Linked DNA regions of Homo sapiens: region 1 is linked to region 2. Evidence: read pairs that join two places in POLR2A ChIA-PET (ENCODE). Cell type or tissue: B cell. All regions are shown on one strand. Each heading gives the region's core, and the rest is flanking DNA. Links, peaks and the distances in the headings are about the cores only. Region 1 overlaps FOXP1 (forkhead box P1). Region 2 overlaps FOXP1 (forkhead box P1).

Evidence for each region. Peaks named below come from ENCODE experiments on the same cell type or tissue, not always from the same donor. Only the 100,000 strongest peaks of a DNase experiment are listed, where the experiment ranks them.
Region 1: POLR2A ChIA-PET joins it to region 2 with 6 read pairs; 2 of 35 experiments call an interaction of 5 or more read pairs at or near these places.

Annotation. Positions count from the first base shown.
Region 1 is chr3:70,955,561-70,958,477 of GRCh38, reverse strand. FOXP1 (forkhead box P1) reads left to right here. Exons shown (of 21, transcript NM_001349338.3): 21 at 1-2,917. Among named protein-coding and RNA genes, the nearest start is that of FOXP1-AS1, 330 kb to the left of the region's middle. In B cell, for the core only: no CTCF peak of the experiment used is centred there; no DNase peak of the experiment used is centred there.
Region 2 is chr3:71,189,577-71,192,493 of GRCh38, reverse strand. The region is part of intron 6 of FOXP1 (forkhead box P1); the gene reads left to right. Among named protein-coding and RNA genes, the nearest start is that of FOXP1-AS1, 99 kb to the left of the region's middle. In B cell, for the core only: no CTCF peak of the experiment used is centred there; no DNase peak of the experiment used is centred there; H3K27ac peaks cover 1,191 bases.

The DNA.
Region 1 (2,917 bases), core at 132-2,631, 230 kb after region 2:
ACTCATTCCATCTTCCTTCAGACATCACCACGTTTCTCTAAAGTCAGAAAACATTCCGTTTTGGTCTTTTTCAAAAAGGTCCCAAATGCTGCACTCTACACATGAAGGCCCTCTCACACAGACGTGACGTCCTGCCAGAAAGAGAATGAATGACAGAAAAAAAAAAGAGAGACAAACTCTAGGAACAATGCCGATTCATTCCACGCAGCAGTATTGGGGGTGGTTCGGGGGAGGGGTGTTTCGGATTTTCTTTTTTTCTTTTCTTTTCTTTTTTTTTTTTTGCAGCAACCATTAATAAATGCCACCACATTCTACCAGCACAAGGAAACATAGGCAGCACTGAAAAAAAAAAAAAAGCTCATATTAATTAGACTGACAATATGGCCTTGGAAGGCTCTCCCTTGTGGAACCAAGTTGCCATGGGCCTTGGGTGCTCTGCGATAACGGGTGTGGGTTGGTTTTGTTTGCAAAATGGCCAAAAAAAAAAACCGGCTTCCCCGAGCAGCTGCCCTGAAAGTAGGGGTGGCGGCGGCGGCGCTGAGTTTATACATTAGTTCAGACCTACTTGGTGGCATTAAACTGTTTGAATGCAAATTCGATTTCAGATTGAACTTGTTAAGGGAGTTAACGAGGGCTGAGTTCAGCAAATGCTAAAGTGTTAATTTCAAATATGCAAATTTGGTACTGCAGTTTGTTATGCAATATTATATCACCAACCCAGTATCACAAAAACTCATAGAAGATATCATGTAGGCCCTGGGCTTTGGGGGGGTCCCAAACATGGTATGCAGAAATGTGATGGTTACAGGTCAGTACAACCTCAGTCCTTAGAACCCCTCCACACTTCAGCTCTGCACCCACTTTCCTGTCATTTATTTATATAGGACTGTAGTTTTTTTTAGTTCGAGAGCCTTTCGAAGCTTAATTTATATTCTTTCTTTGTACCTTTTTTCTAAAATTACCAAAGATATTACACAAAGGTAAATTATGTTCTCTGTTTTATGCTTTATCTGATGAAGCCAAATATCCTCTTATTGTTGATCAAAGGAGGCAAAAGAATTTAGAGGCAAATGACAAGCGATAGGCTATTGCAACCTGAGAAAGAGAACTGCTCCTTCATCGTAAATTTAGAAGACCAAGTAGATAATGGAACCAAAGTTGTTACTTTTTTCTAGTAGTTATTTTTCCTTTTTCTTTTTGTGTACCTCTACAGAGACCAAAACTCATTCTCTTAAAGAGATTTTATGGGGCTACTGCAGATAAAAATAGGACACAATATTAAAGGAGCTACAGAAGGAAGGGAGTCCCATCTCAAAAAAAAAATGAATGTATGCCACTGCAATTAGAGTATCCAATAAAGGAGACAGTTTAGAGTCAGGACAGAAAAGCTTCCATAATTGAACTAGATTACATAATAGTATTTCTAGAAAAAGAGATATTTTTAGATTGTATGCCACTTTTGTTTAAGAACTGTGCTGTGATCACTGTATTAATTTTGGTTTATCTTGGCATATATCCTTCAGTTTGTTTTTATTTTTAATTTTTCCTTTTTTTCCGATTAGGCTTTGGTCAGCATTTTTCATTTAAAGAAAAGTAACACTCCCATCCACTCATAAGCTTGGTACAAAAACTTCTCTGGCAGTTACTTTTGAAGCTTCACTCTGCTTTCTGTATAAAGGGCAGTCTGTGGTCACGCAAGACTTTAAAAAAAAAAAAAAAAAAAAAAAAAAAAAAAAAAAAAAAAACTTTTCCAGGCAGCTTCATGATGTGCAGGCAGTAGCCAGACAGGGTCATGGGAAGGGGGCCCTGTGCTTCTAAACTGAGTGGTTGCTGGTTAGTTTGGTATTCAAAAGAGGATAAAAATCTGGTAGATTAGTTCATTCTCAGCATGTGTAGCTAGACATGAGTAAAGATAACAGCATGAGAAACTGTTAGTACGCATACCTCAGTTCAAACCTTTAGGGAATGATTAAAATTTAAAAAAAAAACATTTCACTCAGTTGCACTTAGTCGTATGTCTTGCATGCTTAGTCTAAAGACTGTAGCAAAAAAAAAAAAAAAAGAAAAATTAGATTTTACATATCTTTGCAGGTATCACAGCCTTGCAGAAGAACCAACTGAAAAAAAAATTCTCAGGCTTTACAGCAAGCAAACTTCACTATGATTTTTACAATTCTGATTCTGTATCCCCTGGGGGTTATCCCAGTTGCTTCTTTAGGATGGGGTTTATTACGTTGTACATATATCCCGATGTGTCTGTGTGAATCTTTGTCTTTTTTGGGGGAGGGCAGAGGGCGGTTCTTTTTTTAGATATTGTTCCTAAAAAGGAATAAATGCATACACCTGTTTGTCAAAACACCTTTGCTTTTTGTGCAACTGCTTTATATTAACGATACTAAAAAAAAATAGCTTTGGAAAAAAAACTACTGTATGTAACGGAATTGCAGAATATGCTGCACATGTATTTTATTTAGTTATCCTTGCTTTAAGAATATTGGATGACATTTCCTGACATGTGGGAGGGAGAAACTCCCTAACTTTTTTTTTCTGCTTTTAAACTGTAACATAGTTGAAGATTTCTTTTTTCTGTTCTCATTGATTGGAGCATTTTGTACAGGTTTTGTGTGTGTGTGTGTGTGTGTGTGCGCGCGTGCGTGTGTGTTAATCTGTTTTTTGATACATTCCTATCCCTTGTGTTTATCCTACCACTGCCTTCCTGGCTATCTTAAACAAGTTCATACATTTGAAAAGAAAAAAAAATGTTGTTTAAAAAATGTTTTCTCCTGCTGCAGTAAATATTTTGCATGATGAAATTCCAGGGTCACACTTTTCCAAGTTTATCAGTGAAGTAGTGATTAACAATGGGGAGTGTCAAAACTATTGAACTTTTGTATAAAAAAAAAAAAACTTTACAAGG
Region 2 (2,917 bases), core at 271-2,770:
ATGCCTGCAAGAAATAGCTGTTGGTGTCTGTACTGGCAGCAACCACCACTGGATGAAGGTGCTTATTGCATCTCATTCTTTGGATCTCATTTTTACCCATAGGCCTCTGGGGCACCATATTAAAATTCCAGAGGCCATTCCTGGCCTTGTTTCATACCTTATGGGAAATGACGCAGGTTATATGGTATGGATCTATAGGTGTAAAGACTGGGTAGCAATGGCTGGATTGGCCGTACCATTCTACCACTTTTTTCTTTGAAAAAGGTGGCTTATGAACTTTGTTAGAAATGCCCTCAATTGGCCTTTCCCGTTGTAGCTGCTGGAGACTGACTGTGTCTGAAAGGAGGGTCTCTTGATGCTGACAGGGAAAAGCTGATCAGCACCTCTGTGTCCTAGAAGGGGAACTTCCAGAAAGGGGGCATAGAAGAAGGTATTATTAGTATTTATTGAATGCTTTCATGGGGCCAGGTACTGTGCTGGGGGCTAGCACCTTCCCTTGCTAGTAGGTAAAAACCCAGCTGTAATTTTAAAGGAATTGCTATGCTGAGATACACTTTTATTGAAGACCTTGCATAGTTCAAATAACGTGAAAAGTATTGATGGTCAAAAATATTTTGTGTAGGAATCAATGCCACCAAAATGTTAGTGATAACCGTACAAACAAATTGAAACAAAACTGAGACAGGATTCAGATAATTCTGACAAATAAAGAAAAAGCAGCCACAACACTGACCCCCCAACATGTTCTTAATTCCCTTTGGGGCTGTTTCTAGAAAAGGCATATTTCACCCTGAATGCTAAATTTAGTTCTCTACTCTGTTAGTTTAGACCTGCCTTCCATCAAAATATTGTTGTCAAAGATTTATGTAACTTGTGATTTGAGCCTTGTATGAAATTCTTTCAAGTTTTGATTACTAAACAGTTATGTGTCATTAATCTCTCCATTGAAAATTAAAATGGCACAAGAAGCAAAAGAAGAAAAAAGACCTGTAACAGAGGAGAATGTGGTAATAGAAAGCCAGGTGCCACATTTCATTATGAGTGAAGTGTACCCTCTTGACTTCAAGAGAAAGCTTTGCCACTTTGAAAAGATAATTTTAAGCCCTGACCGGTGAGCTAATAAAAATAATCATAAAAAAAGAACGCCCTATCTCTTGTCTACTCACAAGTCTGTTTTTGAACTTTCAGGAGGTATGACTTTAATGGTAATTTGTTGACAGATTAGTTTCAGTGATTGCCAAGAGTTTGTTTTTGCAGAACTGGCAGGTCCTATCTGCTCTCTGAAGGCAAGGAACCTACTTTGCTGTTTTGCAATGGCTTGCGTTTATCAACAACTAGTGCTGAGCAGGCAGAATTGGAATGTTTATATAATGTAAACCTATAGCTCGCCTGATGGAGTCTAGTGTACTTTTAGGTAGTGCATAGATTACTTGATAAAAAGGGTTACAAGGTGACTGCTTTTATGACAAAGAAGAATAGCAATATAAATGCCAGTGGTACACTGAGCCACAAGAAGGAAGTTTATGTAGGGAATTGAACCCCATGTTAGAAAGTTTCTTTTCATCACTTTGTCTTTGAACTCAAATCTATTGTAATTATGAAGTGTTACTTGTAACATTCCAGAGACCCTTTGCTAAATACTGTGTTTGATTTGATTCATAAAAATAGAGCCACATTATCTCCCCTCCCCTGCCGACAAGAAAATGTCATGAAGAGTTTCCCATACTGACCTTGTCTCAGCTTTGTTGCAAGTGGGCTCATAAGTGAGCTCCACTAGAAAACAGCTGCAATTTATTTCTTTGATCATTTGCATATTTTCATTTAACTTTTTCTTTTTTTTTTTTTTTTTTTTTTTGGAGATGGGGTCTAGCTCGGTCACCCAGGTTAGAGTACAGAGAGTACAGGGTTGCGATCATGGCTTACATGGCTTACTGAAGGCTTTACCTCCCCGGGCTCAAGCGATTCTCCCACCATCAGGCTTCTGAGTTGCTGGGACGGCAGGCCAGCTGTTTTTTTTTTGTTGTTGTTTTTCTTTTTGTTTTCCTGTAGAGATATGGGTCTCACTATATTGCCTAGGCTGGTCTTGAACTCCTGGGCTCAAGCGATCCTCCTGCCTCAGCCTCCCAAAGTGCCAGGATTACAGACATGTGCCACCACACCCAGCCTCATTTAACTATTATTTATTGAGCCTCCGTATGTGGAAGAAAATGGGGGTGGAGGGGGAACTGATATGTTAGGTGCTAGGAAAACATGGGAGAATAACTTAGAGTTTACTTAGCTAGATCCCGAAGAATAACTATGGAGGCAGTAGGAAGATGGGAAGATGGTGAAAAGGCAGATTGGGTTCGGCTTATGGGAGGGTTCTAAGTAGAGAAGAAAGATCATATAAGAGGTGGTGTATTAAAAGTAAATGAGAAGGTTGAACCTAGCTGGCTTGGAAGGGAAGAAATCCCGGAGAGATGAGTGGCCATGACAGCGCTACTGCAGTTGGTCTGACATTTAGTAATCGGCCACTAACGTGGCCCCAGTGAATTGAGGGCACCCTGTTGTTGATCCCTCCTGGCTTCTTGAACATCTCCTCCTCCATCTGAATCCCTTAGTGAAGTCTAGGTTCCATCAGGGAATGGGGGCCGGGATCACCTTCCTCATTACCTGGTACTTCCACAGCACACAGCACAGTACCTGATGTAGGGCAGTTCTGTGACAGACTATTTATGAATGAGTGACACAGAAAGAGAAAGGAAGGACTGGATAAGAAGAGATTGTTGAGGGGAGTGTTGGGAAAAACAGGACCTTTTGAATTATGAGGTATGCAAATACCAAGGAGTGGGAGTTACCAATGATGAGTCAGGATGTTCCATCTTAATGACTGGCAAAATGGGGGCACCAATGAAACAGAAAGAGAGAGGCATGGGGA